Linked DNA regions of Homo sapiens: region 2 is linked to region 1. Evidence: chromatin contacts called from ENCODE Hi-C data. All regions are on one chromosome and are shown on one strand. The core of a region is the stretch at or near the end of the contact, and the rest is flanking DNA. Distances in the headings are between cores, read along the strand shown.

What was found. A loop is a pair of places that touch in the nucleus more often than their neighbours do. Pooled maps may share reads with other maps.
Region 2: a pooled map shows a loop between it and region 1 (34-fold over the local background). The contact joins the promoter of CSRP1-AS1 here to the promoter of DDX59 in region 1. A Hi-C loop is called at or near these places in 5 of 50 pooled maps.

What each region holds. Positions count from the first base shown.
Region 1 is chr1:200,668,657-200,675,865 of GRCh38, forward strand. DDX59 (DEAD-box helicase 59) reads right to left here and starts at 1,251. Exons shown (of 8, transcript NM_001031725.6): 1 at 1,111-1,251. DDX59-AS1 (DDX59 antisense RNA 1) reads left to right here and starts at 851. Exons shown (of 3, transcript NR_110787.1): 1 at 851-966. RefSeq lists a silencer at 665-1,404.
Region 2 is chr1:201,502,907-201,510,115 of GRCh38, forward strand. It overlaps CSRP1-AS1 (CSRP1 antisense RNA 1), which reads left to right and starts at 4,307. Exons shown (of 2, transcript NR_160747.1): 1 at 4,307-4,513. It overlaps CSRP1 (cysteine and glycine rich protein 1), which reads right to left and starts at 4,217. Exons shown (of 6, transcript NM_004078.3): 1 at 4,164-4,217. It overlaps LOC124904484 (a long non-coding RNA gene), which reads right to left. Exons shown (of 2, transcript XR_007066793.1): 2 at 6,818-7,095. RefSeq lists a silencer at 3,919-4,548.

The DNA.
Region 1 (7,209 bases), core at 1-2,500:
TTGGTGAGAATTCCCATCTCCCCTTGTTTTCCCTCCTTCCTTCCCAGATCCAGGAGATAATCAACTAAGAGCCAGGCACCCTTTTAAGTCCAATATAAAACAATTTACAACCTGCTCTCTCTAAAGTCTATCTAAGAGCTTCCTCTGCACAATAAAACTTGGTCTCCACAATCCTTTATCTCTAGCCTGAACATTCCTTTTTATGGATCCCAGGTCTTTAGATAACCTCAACCAGATAACGTTTACATTTACCGATTGAGTTGCCCCGCCTTTCTAAACTAAACCAATGTATTTCTTAAATGTATTTGATGTCTCACGCCTTCCTAAAATAGATAAAACCAAGCTGTACCCCAATTTCCTTGGGCACATGTTCTCAGGACCTCCTGAGGACTGTCACTGGCCATGGTCACTTGAATCTGGCTCAAAATAAATCTCTTCAAATATTTTTCAGAGTTTGATTCTTTTCATCAACCCATATCTATACCTTTTTACACCAAAAACATGTCTTTGCAAAATTACAGTTATTGGGAATAAGGCTTTTAACCTAATCTGGGGACTATCAAATATACTAATAAATATTTTTCTTAAAAAAATTCTTTGTTTAAACTGCCAGATTCCAACTTCCAGAAAAATTCCAACAGAAATGCAACCGAGGGTCTAGAATTACTATCCTAAATCTCCGAAAATGTACAGGGGGTGGCGGGCGGGGCAGGGACGGCTCTAGGTGAGCAGGAAAAAGCTTGGAACTCAGTCTTCCAATGGCGAAAGGGAACGTGCTCCTGCTGGGCGGGACGGCGGACGGCTGGCGGCGGCGCGGCCTCCAATTCTCGCCAACGCGCCCCGCACCCCCGTGCACTGGCGGGCCCTCCCCTCGGGCGTTGCCTCCCACCCACGCCCGGCGGCACCGCACCCCGAGGCGCTTCACGTCACGGAGCTGCTAGGAGACGGGCGGGGCTCCGGTTCCGGGTAGAGGCCTGGGACACGGGGAACTGTAAGGATGGGAGGAAGGCCGCGCAGGGGCACCAGTTCTGCCGCCGCGGCCTAGCGCCCCAGGTCCCGGAGAAGGGGCACCAGGGCGGCCAGGGGCCCAAGCTTCCGGGGCACGCTCACCCGCGCAGGACTGAGGCCGCGTCCGCTCCCGCTCCCGCTCGGGCCGTCTCCCCCTTCCAGGCTCCAGGCCAGGCTTCCGCCCGACAAGCCCTGACCCGCTCGTCAGGACTGCGGCCCGGGGTTGGTGGTGCGGAGCGGAGCGGAGCGGAGCGTAGAGTAGAATCCACTTCCCCGGGTTTTGGGAGGGGGCCGCAGCCCGCTTTCCGGGCGGCGGGGAGGCGGGGCCACCGCGGGGGCGGAGCTCGGCTGGGAGCCGGCAGTGGCTTGGGAGGGAGGGAGGGAGAAGGAGAGGGGCGGGAAGGCTCCTCGCGTTTTCCACGCCCCCGCCCAGCTCTGGGCTGGTGGTAAATCTCGGAACTGGTCCGGGCTGGGCGAGTTCTGGACGGAGGGGCACGTTTGGGAATCCTCTTGGAAGAATTTACGTAATCGAATGGGCTGGGACTGGTGGAAAAGAGTTGGACCGTCCGGAAAGAAGCAGGAGGGCGGCGCGGGGGCCTGGCACCCTTAGAAAGTGGGAAGTGTGAGTGTAAAAGGGAGGGGCACTTCTGCCCGTTGGGCCCAAAAACCCTTTTCTGGCTTTAGCTAGTAGAGCCACTCAAAATTTAAACGGAGTCAGCTTGATGTGGCATATATGATAAGCTGGATAATATTTCCTGCACCACCGCACCCCTCCCCCCACCCCAACACCAACAAGAAAATAACACAAGTCACGGTTCTTGTTCCTTGTGGGCTGACATTTCCCTGTTTTGCCAACCTCTGGAGCCACGTGTCCCAAGCAGCTTGTAGTTGAGAAGTGATGGGGGAGAGGAGACAGCACGGGAGAGGAAGGAGGGAAGCCAGCTTATATTCAGGTGCCTTAAGTATTTAAAAATATTTTCAGTGTAATAGTCGATGCATTCAAAAGAGCATATTTACCAAATATGTAAAATTTAAAGTATGCTAATGAAACTATCACTCCACCACGTTATCAGTATTTAGCATGTATCTATGCATCTCCAGGATTCTACTCCTGGCCTCTTAGCTCACCACCACTATCTTCAGTTTTGTCCCTCTTTGCCATTTTTAGTGGTTTTATCATATTTGGATGCATTCCTGTGTATTGGTGTATTTTTCTTCTTTTTGAGCTTTATAAAAATACATATAGCCTGGAATTCGCTTTTTATCACTCAACATTTGTTTTTTTGGTTCATCCAAGTTGTTACGTGTAGTAACAGAACATTTATTTCTTACTGCCTAGTCAAAAGGAAGTTTTCTCCTGTCAGGAATGTATTCAATACTGTAGCGGATAGGATTATAAATGCACTTTAAGTATTTTCTTTATTGATGGGAACCACACAGACTAAATGTATCAGACTTCCCAAGTTCGTAGGTCACATACCTATAACAGAACTCTTTTCCTGGGTTTTGTGACATTTCTAATTGTTGTAATTTCTTTTGCCATTATAAAAATTAGTCACTTTTGAACCTAATTTGTATTCATCATTCTGAATCTTTTTCTTTAAAAGCCTCCTCTTTTCCAATTATATAAGCTCATACCCCATAAAACCTGAATCTGCCCCTAGTAATTACTAATAAGGCTAGTAGGAGCATTCTTGTTCACCTTCTGTGCATGCGCTGGACTCTAATTTGAACCTAGGATTAGCACTGCGGCATCAGAGGCTATGGGGGCTGTTCAGCTTTCAAAGATAAAGCAGAAATGTTTTCAAAGTGGTTGTACCAATCTATACTGCCACCAGTACCGACCACAATTCTCTCTAAATCCTCGTTATTTTCACACTTCTTACTTTTTGCTAGTCTACCCAGAATAAATACCATGTTTTTGTCTTAATTTGCATTCCGTAATTACTGATAAGGCTGAGCACTTTGAAATATGTTATTCATTCATGTTTTCTCTTCCTCTTCTAAGGATGTGTGTGTGTGTACATATATAAATGTATATATAATGTATATATGTATATATAATGAAACATTCTTTTGTTAATTGTAGGTGTTGCAGATATCTTCTCCCTGTTTATAGTGTGTTTTCAAATAAAAAAATTTTTTGACTTATTTTGAAAAAATCAACCTTATCAAAAAGTTTCAGAATTAATGAACTCCTGTATACCCTTCACATAAGTTCACAGTTTGCTATATTTGCTATATTAGTGTGTAGGAGAGATTATATATATAAAATATGTATACTATAGATATATATTTTTTTCTGAACCATTTAGGAGTAAGTTGTAGCATGTGTCTCCAAAGACAATGATATTCTCTTTTATACTCACAGAAAAATGTTCCAGTTGAGGTTGTTTGTTTTTTGAGACAAGGTCTCACTCTGTTACCCAGGCTGGAGTGCAGTGGTGCGATCTCGGCTCATTGCAACCACCTCCCGGGCTCAAGTGAGGCTCCCACCTCAGCATCCCGAGTAGCTAGGACTACAGGCACACCCCACCTGTTAGAGAGAATTTTTTTGTTGTTAGAGATGGGGTTTTGCCATGTTGCCCACGGTGGTCTCCAACTGCTAGGCTCAAGCTATCCACTTGCCTTGGCCTCCGAAAGTGCTGGGATTACAGGTATGAGCCACTGGGCCTGGCTCAAATTTAGGTAGTTTAACATTGATGAAGTAAGAGTAGCTAGGACTACAGGCACACCCCACCTGTTAGAGAGAATTTTTTTGTTGTTAGAGATGGGGTTTTGCCATGTTGCCCACGGGGGTCTCCAACTGCTAGGCTCAAGCTATCCACCTGCCTTGGCCTCCGAAAGTGCTGGGATTACAGGTATGAGCCACTGGGCCTGGCTCAAATTTAGGTAGTTTAACATTGATGAAGTACGAGTAGCTAACATGCAGTCCTTATTGAAAATTTACTAGTTGTTCCATTAAGGTGTTTTAGAGCTATTTTTTTCCCCTAATCCAGGATTCAGTCCAAGATCTTTTCATTTTCTTTATGAAGTGTTTTTTTTTCTCTGTTTTTTTTTTTTTTTTTTTTTGAGACGGAGTCTCTCTCTGTCGCCCAGGCTGGAGTGCAGTGGGGCGATCTCGGCTCACTGCAAGCTCCGCCTCCCGGGTTCACACCATTCTCCTGCCTCAGCCTCCTGCGTAGCTGGGAGTACAGGCGCCCGCCACCACGCCCAGCTAATTTTTTATATTTTTTAGTAGAGAAGGGGTTTCACTGTGTTAGCCAGGATGGTCTCGATCTCCTGACCTCGTGATCCGCCCGCCTCGGCCTCCCAAAGTGCTGGGATTACAGGCGTGAGCCACCGCGCCCGGCCTTTTTTTTTTTTAAAGAGACAGGGTCTTCCCTCTGTCACTCAGGCTGGAGTGCAGTAGCCCGATAATGCTCTATGGCTAGTCTATGGTCAATTTTCATATATTTTTAAAACCAGAGAAGAATGTTTATTCACCATTAGATAGATACATGATACTTGCAAATAAATCAAGCTTGGTATTTCAGATATTCTATATCTTTACTAATGTTCATGTTCAGATTTCCCCATCAGTATTTCCCCGTCAGTATTTCTCTTACCTGTTAGTAGATAAAATAGATCAAGCAATCAGTCTCCCATTATAAAGGTAGATGTGTTCATTTTTCCCTGTAGTCCAGCAATTTTAGTTTTGTGTATTTTGGGGGCCATTTTATTTTAGAATCAATATTTGTAAAGCAATTCAAGCATTAATGTGTCATGGAATCTTAGGTTTGAATGCATTCATCAGAGTCCAATCACCACCCCTTGCTACTCTCCATACCCTTGTAGGAGGAATTATTTTATAGCACCCTGCTACAGGACCAACTGGCTTGTTGAATGCTTTTAGAGACAGGGCGCTTCCCACCTTACAGGGCAGTCCAGTTCTTCACTGGAGAGCTCCATGATTATACTTACTATTTAATTAGACTCTCTATGGCTAGGCATTGTGCAAAGCATTTTAGAAACATTGTCATATTTAATTCTCACTGTAATCTTATAAAGTAGGCATTTTATCCCCATCGTACTAATGAAGAAACAGGTTTAGGTAATTAAGCATCTTGCCCAAGGTCACACAGCTAGGTAGTGGCACAGCAGGAATTGAAGCCCAGGTCTGTCTCCTAAATCCACTAGACTACACTGCCTTCAAGCTTTTCTTTATGTAAGTATAAAACCATATCCCTTTAACTTTCAATCAGGAAACCTGGTTCCAAAACCATTTTTAGTGTTCCTAAACTTCCTAATCTGTTGGAAACCTTAGACATAACTCACATTCATGTGTTCCATTACTGTGCCCAACTTTCCTTAGTTTTCTTATGGAAGCTTTAGACCTTTGCTATATGTTTGTATTATTGTTACTTTTGGAAAAGTAGCCAATCTTGATGAGCAGGATGATTCATTCTGAATGAATGAATGAATGAATGAATGAAGCCTAGTGAGTAGCAACTCATTTCTACATATGAGTTAGGATGCTGGATGAAACCTAATTTTTAACATCAAGTTCTTCACCTTTCAAGGTTAATAAGTCAAACCTCAGAGCCACTCAGGTCTCACTTGTGGCTCTTTCCTACTCTTTTCTTTAATCAAAAAGCTCAGAATCAGGTTTCCTCTTAGGTTGCACCAGAGCACAGTATAATTAATCTAAACTCCCATTTCTGTTTTCTTCACAAAAGATCTTCACGGAAATGGTTTTATGATGGTCTTTTAATTGTGGGGCCACAGAAAACATTATTTATAGTAGGTCACATGGAAATCACAGATGGCGTTACTAATTCAATTTTAATATGCTTTATGGCAGGGAGGGATGGGAAAGTATACAAAGGTGACTCAATTAGACAAGAGTTGTGGAATGCATACATCCTACATAACCATTCTAAGAGTTTGCCTTAAGCTGTGTCTTAGAACAGGAAATGCTGCAATAATGTGAGCTGACCTGTATGTTATTCTCATGTGCTGTTGAAACATGTATAGAAATAATAATGCCTAGCATTCTTTCATCTTGGGAAACTTCAGTCTCACACGTATTAGTTTATAGCTACTCCTTACTCTTTAATATGTGAGGCTTGGAAAGCCCGTATAAATTCTGATCAAGGTGGATACAGGAAAGCACAGTTTAATAGTATTTAACTGCCATTGATTTTTTTTTTCCACTTGTATCATCACAATGAATCAGATCAGAACTTGGACCTCAGTACTTTTTCTGCCTTTGGCATCTTTTCCTGATAAGTAGTATGACCAAGTATTCAAATTCTAAGAATTGAACTATTTACTCATTCAACAGATTTACGACATTTGCCATGTGCCTAGAACTGGGAATATAATGATGAAATAGGAAGTCATAGTCTTTGCCCTCACCAAGCTTCCAGCAGGCAGGTGGAGGAGGGAGACAGACAATTCCACAGTAAGTGCGGATAAGGGAATTACAGGGTTTCATAGGAATGTAAGGATGGGTACATAAGCCAGACCTGCTGAATCAGGGAAAGCTTCCCAGAGGAAATGGCATCTAAACTGAGATCTAAAAGCTGAAGAGGAATTGGGACAATTAAAATAGGAAAAAGAAGAGGAAGGAAAGGCCCAAAGTGAGATATAGCACATCCAAGGAACTGAAATAAGTTAGATATTAGTCTTCTTAGATCAAGTTATACTGCAGCAACAAATGACCCCAAAATGTCAGTAGCATTTAACAGCGAAGATTTATTTCTTTATGCTGCAATATGGAGAAATGATAGTGGGGGATGCTAAAATATGGAGAGAAGAATGTAGAGGGTAAAACCGAGGTAGGAACCTGAGGCAATATTTCAGCCTGAAGAGGAGCGTGGCCTGAACTTTAGGGTAGCCTGAATTAGTGGCAGTGGAGAAAAAGAGAAGTAGACAGAATCAAGAGATAAAGAGAAAGTTAGGTCAATAGTTCTTCTTGATAGATAGGACGTGGAGGGTGAAGGAGATAGAGTCATGGTTGACACTCAAGTTCAATAGGTCAATAGTTCTTCTTGATAGATAGGACGTGGAGGGTGAAGGAGATAGAGTCATGTTTGACACAAGTTCAATACGCACTACATAGCTTTATAGTAACCACAAAACATGATGATGAAAACTTTTATAGAGAGGAATTTAATACTTACGATAACATGATAAACATTTTAATGTAATAATTTT
Region 2 (7,209 bases), core at 3,057-5,556, 840 kb after region 1:
GGTGGATCATTTAAGGTCAGGAGTTTGAGACCAGCCTGGCCAACAGCGTGAAACCCCATCTCTACTAAATATACAAAAAAAAAAAAAAAATTAGCTGAGTGTGATGGTGCACACCTGTAATCCCAGCTACTTGGGAGGCTGAGGCAGGAGAATTGCTTGAACCCGGAGGCAGAGGTTGCAGTGAGCCAAGATCGTGCCACTGCACTCCAGCCTGGGGGACAAAAGCGAAACTCTGTCTCAAAAAAAAGAAGTCTGAAGGTCAACACAGGTAGAAATGGAGGTCGATGACTTCTTTGTAGTATTTCAAAACTTCTACAGGAAATCCTGTATTATAATAAAGCCTCATAGACAAATTAACAGATGGGGTTTCCTTGCTTTTATCCAGATCTGTAATGATGTTGGTTATTCCATGCTGAACAAAATGGTCTGAATGATTTTTCTTTGATTAATTTTTTACAAGTTAAAACACATTAGCACTTAGGCCTTAAAAACACAGGTCGTTTGCAGCTGACATCCCAGGAAGCACCAACACACGCCACCCCTGCATAAAGAAAGCCAGGCACACAGTCGGGGGTAGGGGGTGCTGGCTGCCTAGCTGGGGCTGAGCTCCAGCTGCTAACCTTCCATTTCTTCCCCTGTTGTCACCGCTGAAGACTCAGACGCTGCCTTCTGGCCCTGGGGAAGCACTGGAAATACCAGAGTCTGGAAATGCTAGCTGCCCCCGTATTTACACACTTTACCATACATGGGAATTACTCAGTGCTGGCGTCAGACACATTCCTGGGTAGCTGCGTAGTACAGGCACGTCATTACCATATAAATTCTTGACAACTAGAAACAGCAGTCGGAACCCAGGACCCCTCCACCTCACCTTCTCTGCCCTCCCCTCAAGTTTTGCTAGCTCTCTCTTTCTCAAGCACGCTCTTTTCCAGGCTTGTTTTCTTTCTGCAAACCTGGCTCTGAAACTCAAACATGCAGAGCTGGTGAAAGCATATCCATTAGTGGCTGGGAACTAACTCTCAGGGGTCCCCTCTGCTCCTACCTGGCCATGCAACAGACTGAAAACCCGGAGGTCAGGAGTTCTAACCCTGATCCATCCAAGTGAAAGATATCTTCCTTAAATAGTTTATAAGCCACTGTAAAGCACCTTGTAAAGCTGATGTGTTTCACAAATGGCAGATATTTCCTTAGTGAGTTGATCTGGAAAAAGGAAATGTAGAGGAGCAAAGAAAAATAATAAGGTAGTGACTGAGCATACGTTTTGGAAACAGTCAGCTTATGTTTGAATGGCAGCTCCACAACTGATCAGCTGTGATCCTGAGCAAGTTTCTTACTACCTCTGAGCCTCAGTTTCTCCATTTGTAAAATGGAGAGCATCAGTAGCTACCTCATAAATTGTCCAAGATAACACATGTGAAGTATTTCTCACACTGTCTGGTACACTGCAAGTGCAGATATCTGGTTATCCTTATCTTAAGGAGAGGCCAACTCTAACACTTATCGTTCAGGTTTGTATCTCTTTTGATATTTGACAATATGCCCTGAGTAATGCCAAATGGCTGACTTGGAGGAAAAAGTCTTATTCTCACTAGCACCTCTTTGGATCCCAAAATATTTAACGCATGTGTCTTCATCTAGCAAGCCAACGTTTCACAATAAGCTAGGCTTACATACATATTTAAAACTTTAACAACCTGCCAGAAAAGCCTTCCCAATTTGCTTCCCACACCAGGGATGGACAGTGAATTAAAAACTATGTTGCTAGGCGCAGTGGGTCATGCCTGTAATCCCAGCACTTTGGGAGGCTGAGATGGTGGTGGGGACAGGGAGGGGATCACTTGAGGCCAGGAGTTCGAGACCAGACTGGCCAATATAGTGAGACGCTGTCTCCAAAAAAAAAAAAAACACCAGGCCGGGCGCAGTGGCTCATGCCTGTAATCCCAACACTTTGGGAGGCCGAGGCAGGTGGATCACCTGAGGTCAGGAGTTCAAAAACAGCCTGGCCAACATGGCGAAATGCCGTCTCTACTAAAAATACAAACAATTAGCTGGGCATATTGGCAGACACCTGTAATCCCAGCTACTTGGAAGGCTGAGGCAGGAGAATCGCTTGAACCCAGGAGGCAGAGGTTGCAGTGAGCCAATGTCACGCCATTGCACTCCAGCCTGGGTGACAGAGCAAGACTGCCTCAAAACAAAAACACACAAAAAAGCCCAAAAAAAACCTACGCCTTTTTTCTCTCACCTGCTTGTCAATCTACCCAAGTGGAAAAACTGGCTAGTAACTATTTGCAAGGTTTATGAGTATCCCGTAGGCCAACTCAGCTGAAAGACCATTGCTACCCCACTCATTCATCAAATGTTTGCTGATCACTCAGTCAAGTGTCACTACACTCCCAGGCTGCAACTCTGGCCCAGTCAGGACTCACTAGCTCCAGAGGCAGATGCACATGTGTGCAATTAAAAGAGCAAACACCTGGGCCAGGAAGGCAGGTGCTAAGACAGACCACAGGCAAATAGGCCACAGCACCCCTGTTTTTCCCATTTTATTAGCAGGCCAATTGCAGAGTTGATGGGCCTTCTCTTTAGTTTCTCTCCTGCTTCTTCTTCCCCATACCCTCCATCCTGGGCATCTCAGGCCTTGCAGACAGTTCTCTCCTCCCTCTCCTCTAACCCACACTACACCCTCTGCAGGATAAACTTCCTTCCTCGTCTGACTGCCTCCGCCCCGGATATCCTCTCCAAGGCAAAGAGTCATTCACTGGAAGACCGTGAGCAGGAGGAGGCTGGATTTAGGAAACAATGGGTAAAAGCTGCCCTCCAGCAGCTGAGGGCTGAGGACAGTCTCTCTCAAAAGAGGTAGCCAGAAACCAGCTGGAGAGTCAGGAGGCAGCAGTTGAGTGAGAGCAGTTGAGGGGAGGCTCAGTACCCATCCCCAAATCCCACCTGGGGAAAATCCCCAACATGCAGTCTGAGAGGACAGAGGGAGACAACCAGCACCTCCAGCCTCCTTAGCTTCTGGGAGGAAGGCAAGGGATGAGGGGAGGACAAGAAAGACAGTAACTGAGAGATCACTCCTGTGTTGGAGGTTCTGTGTAATATGCTCCCCAAGTAGCATCCCTGAAAGAAACTGAGACATTGAGAAGTTAAATAGTTTGTCCAAGGAAACCTGCGCGTTAAGTGGCAAATCCAAGAGTCAAAACTCTGCCTTCCAAACAATCCCACCAAGACTCCAAGCCACCTCTTCATGATATACTGATATACTTTCTACCAGGGCCCAGTGGATTTCCTCGGTGCCACTGTGATAGTATCCCAGCGTGGGGAGAGCCTGCCCATTCATTCACTCTCAGGGAGCAGCTGGTGGGTGGCTGGAGCCCAGGGCTCTAGGCAGAGCCTGAGCCCACTATTGCTCCAGCCGATTCCTGGGTCCTGGTTAGTTCACAACAGCACCAGAACCAGAAGCATGCAAAATATTCTCTAGTCTGTACCAGTAGATACAATACCTGCCTCAGAGGGCTGATTGTTAGCTAACACATTGTGATTTGCTTTAAATGTGCTCAATACCAGCCCCTTTATCACTTCCCAGCTTTCAAGGACTGAGGCCACAAAACACTGACTGCAGGCTCTTTCAGGTTTCAGTAACCATCACCACCTAGCACCAAGATTTGGAGTGGAGAGGTTTCCATGCAGTTATTTCACAAGAGGGAAAACTCACACCTGCGCTCAGGGACACAGATGTCCAAGGTCAGGCCCAGATGTTTGCCCCACCCCGCCCGCGGGCATTTTCTCCCCAGCAGGAGGGTGAGGGAGGGGGTGGCACGGATGCCCTCATCTCTCTGCCATACAATGAGCGTCAGTGGCGCGCAGAATCGCCGATTGTTCTGCCCGACTTGCAGGCGGTTGCGGGGAGCCGGGTCGCCCTGGGTCACGCACACGCGGAAGTCAACTGTGTCCAGGAAGCCCAGGAAGGCCCGGGATGGGGACGGACCTAGTGCCTCCAGAAAAGAGCAGCACTGCCCGGGCTAACTGCGGTCACTTCTCACAGTTCCCCGCCTGCGACAGCCCCGGGGCTGCGGCGGGGCTGGCAAGACCGGGAGGCGCTGAGTGCGTGCCCAGGCGCCCCTCCGCGGCGGGCAGAGCCGCGCGACTCAGGGCGCACTCACCTGGCAGCTGGCTCGGCGGCGCAGGGGCGGCAGGCGCTCTCGGAAGTGGCGGCTGGGTGCGCCCGGCCTGCGCGCCGTTTTGTTCCGCTCCGCGGAAGGCGTGTCCCGGGCCACGCCAACCAGTGGGCTTTGCACACTGCACCACTCCAGGGCTGATGTCATGGCGCGAAGCCCGGCGGTGCTGCCCTCCTAGGCCCCGGGAAGGCCGGCCGGCAGGGGCGGGGGCAGGAGTCGCCGACTCTGGGGGTGCTCCGAGCTCGTGCTGCGGTCCCACTGTGCGCCCTGTCGCCGCCACCGCGGAAAACGTCTTGCACGTGCGAGGGGCATTTCAGGAGTTTCCTGTCTGTCAGGTGAGAAGGCGGAGATATGACCTTAGAGGTCAGACCCATGATAAACTTGAGCCCCTAACGAAAGGGTGTCTCGAATTTACTTGTCCTGGTGGCAGAGGGTGAGGGACACATTTTGGGCGCCAGGGTAAGACAGACCCTTCCAGGGCAGGTCTGATTCTGCCCATCCACTCACTAGCTGGGCCCTGGGCCTAGACAGCCCTTCTGGGTTCAGGGTCATCTGTGAACGGCGTGTAATCTACAGGGATGTGAGGGGCTAAAAGGAGATCCGGTAGGACCCGCAGACCTTCAGCAGCACCCGGCATGTAATAGACACTCAATAAATGTAACTCCCCCCTCCAACAGCTCTTGCCCCTCAGTTTTTCCCAGTCTTCCCTGCTACCCTAAGGACAACACCTGGAAAAAGGTGTTCTCCCGCAAAAGCAGCAGTTCTGAAAAGTGGGTGCCTCCATAGAGGCTTTTCTCTGGGGCTCCAACCTTCAGTAGGACAGACACAGGCTCAGGCCACTCAAGCTGCCCCTGGGGCAGTTTCCAGGGGACATTCTGTCCACACCTCCTCACCCAGTCCCCAGCCCTTCCTGAGTGCCCCGTGCAGGCATTTCAGGGAGCAGAGAAGCTCACAGCCTCCAGCTGGTCACCCTACACCCCAGGTGGCCCATAGATGCAGCTGCTATGTCTTCCACCCTGGGCAGGTGTCAAGGGTTCAGGCCCCAACCGGCTTCACTTAAAGCCCTGGTTTGCTGAATCAACTTTTTGCCAGGAATAAAGTTAAGCATCTTATGATCTAGAAAATGAAGTATTTGGCCAGGCACTGTGGCTCACGCCTGTAATCCCAACACTTTGGGAGGCCGAGGCAGGCAGATTGCTTAAACCCAGGAGTTCGAGACCTGGTGAAACCCTGTTTCTACAAAAAAATTAAAAAAATTAGCCAGGCGTGGTGGTGTGTGCCTGTAATCCAAGCTACTCGAGAGGCTGAGGTGGAAGGATCACTTGAACTCAGGAGGCAGAGGTTGCAGTGAGCCAAGATTGCACCACTGCACTCCAGCCTGGGCGACAGAGCAAGAGTGTTTCTCAAAAAAAAAAGTGTTTATCTAGGTTTTTCTTGCTTTCTACCATAAGTAACATCTTTCCTTTGGCCAGGTCCATCCTATAAACAAGGCCCTCCAAGATTAAAATGTCTAGAAGCACACAACCAGTGTTTCTTGCAGATTGGGCCATCTTCATCTGACCCAACCAAGATGAAGGAGGAGAAACCAGAAGAATTTCTGGTCACGGCTGCACTGACTAAGCAATAGTTAAACAGGTCCATTAAACTGCAGAACCACCATCAGTGTCAGAGACCAAGGGCTTCCGCCCAAAGATGGCGATCCCATGGGATTTCCCCCTCTCCTTTCAATTCTCAGTATCTTGGAGAGATGAGCCTCGGAGTTTTGCCCAGGATTTTACAAAAGGGCAAACTCCTACATTACCTTCTTTGGTCTGGGTTTGTCCTCTCTGGAGTCATGGGACTGTTGATAGATTTCCCTGTGAGGACATGCCAACCTGTGCTGTGAAATGGCTTTAGGGTAGATCCAGAAAAAGAAGAGCAGTCACTGCAGTCACACTTGGATTTCTCCCAGATCTTAAAGCACCTTATAAACAGAATGGCTGTACAATGTGTCATCTAAACCAGAATGCTTTGGATAGTAAGTGGTATGTGGTAGTATTCGTAACTACACTAAGGCAACAGGACTATCTCAGGCAGTCCAGGGCAGATGGTCACCCCTCTTTTCCACCCAAAGACTGTCAGGTCACTTGTCTTAGGAGCTGTCTACGCAGAGCTACAGATGAAGCCAAGTAGGACCTGCCTTGTTTGGTGTTTTTCCAGAACCTCTCACCTTCTGACTATATTATTCTCCCAGCCTGCTGCCAGTTACTTGGGCTTGGTCTTAGATAGCACATTTGCAGATAAAGAAGACTTGAGGGATGAGGAAGGGCTTTGGGATTGAGTTGAGTCAAAGGTGATGCTGGGGTTACCCACCATGCAAACAGGAACAAGCCTGATGTTGAAATGACAGAAAAATCAGTAAACATCATCAATACTTGGGACATCCTTAAGGCAGAGATTCTCATTCTGCAGAGGTTCTCATTCTGGCTGACCTCATTTATATAACCATATCTAGACTGGCCCGAGCTGGTCAGCAGCACCCACATCTGCAGAGACAATGCAGTCAGAGCTCATCACCAATAAATTATCTGCTAGGGGTTCTAGAAGGAGGCTTGGCACACTTAGGGGCTTACCTGCTTCTCAGGACTCTCACAAATGTCTAACCTTTTCAGTATCTTTATGTTCTCTCTGTGCACTCTATTTCCCAACACTTCTGGGTTGGTATTTGATGGCTGCTAGGAATGAAGTGGGGCCTGTTACAGGCAGGAAGTAGGGCCCCTGTCCTCCAGCTTCCAACTTTGTCTGCTGCTTCCTCTGGCATCTTTTCTTCTCTTTCCTCCCTCATCAGCATCCTGATGCTACATCTTCTCTCTCCTCTCCTGTGGTGAAACCCTTCTTTTCCGCATTGATCCCAAGTGAAGAGGACCTGAGTGTGAGGCTGAGGAAAGAGTAAGGGAATGTGTCTGGCTTAGCTCTGCTCATCATCCCAGAGAAATTAGAGATCCAGTCTGGGCTGGAGATCTTCTTGTCCATCCTTCCATCCATCTGTCCA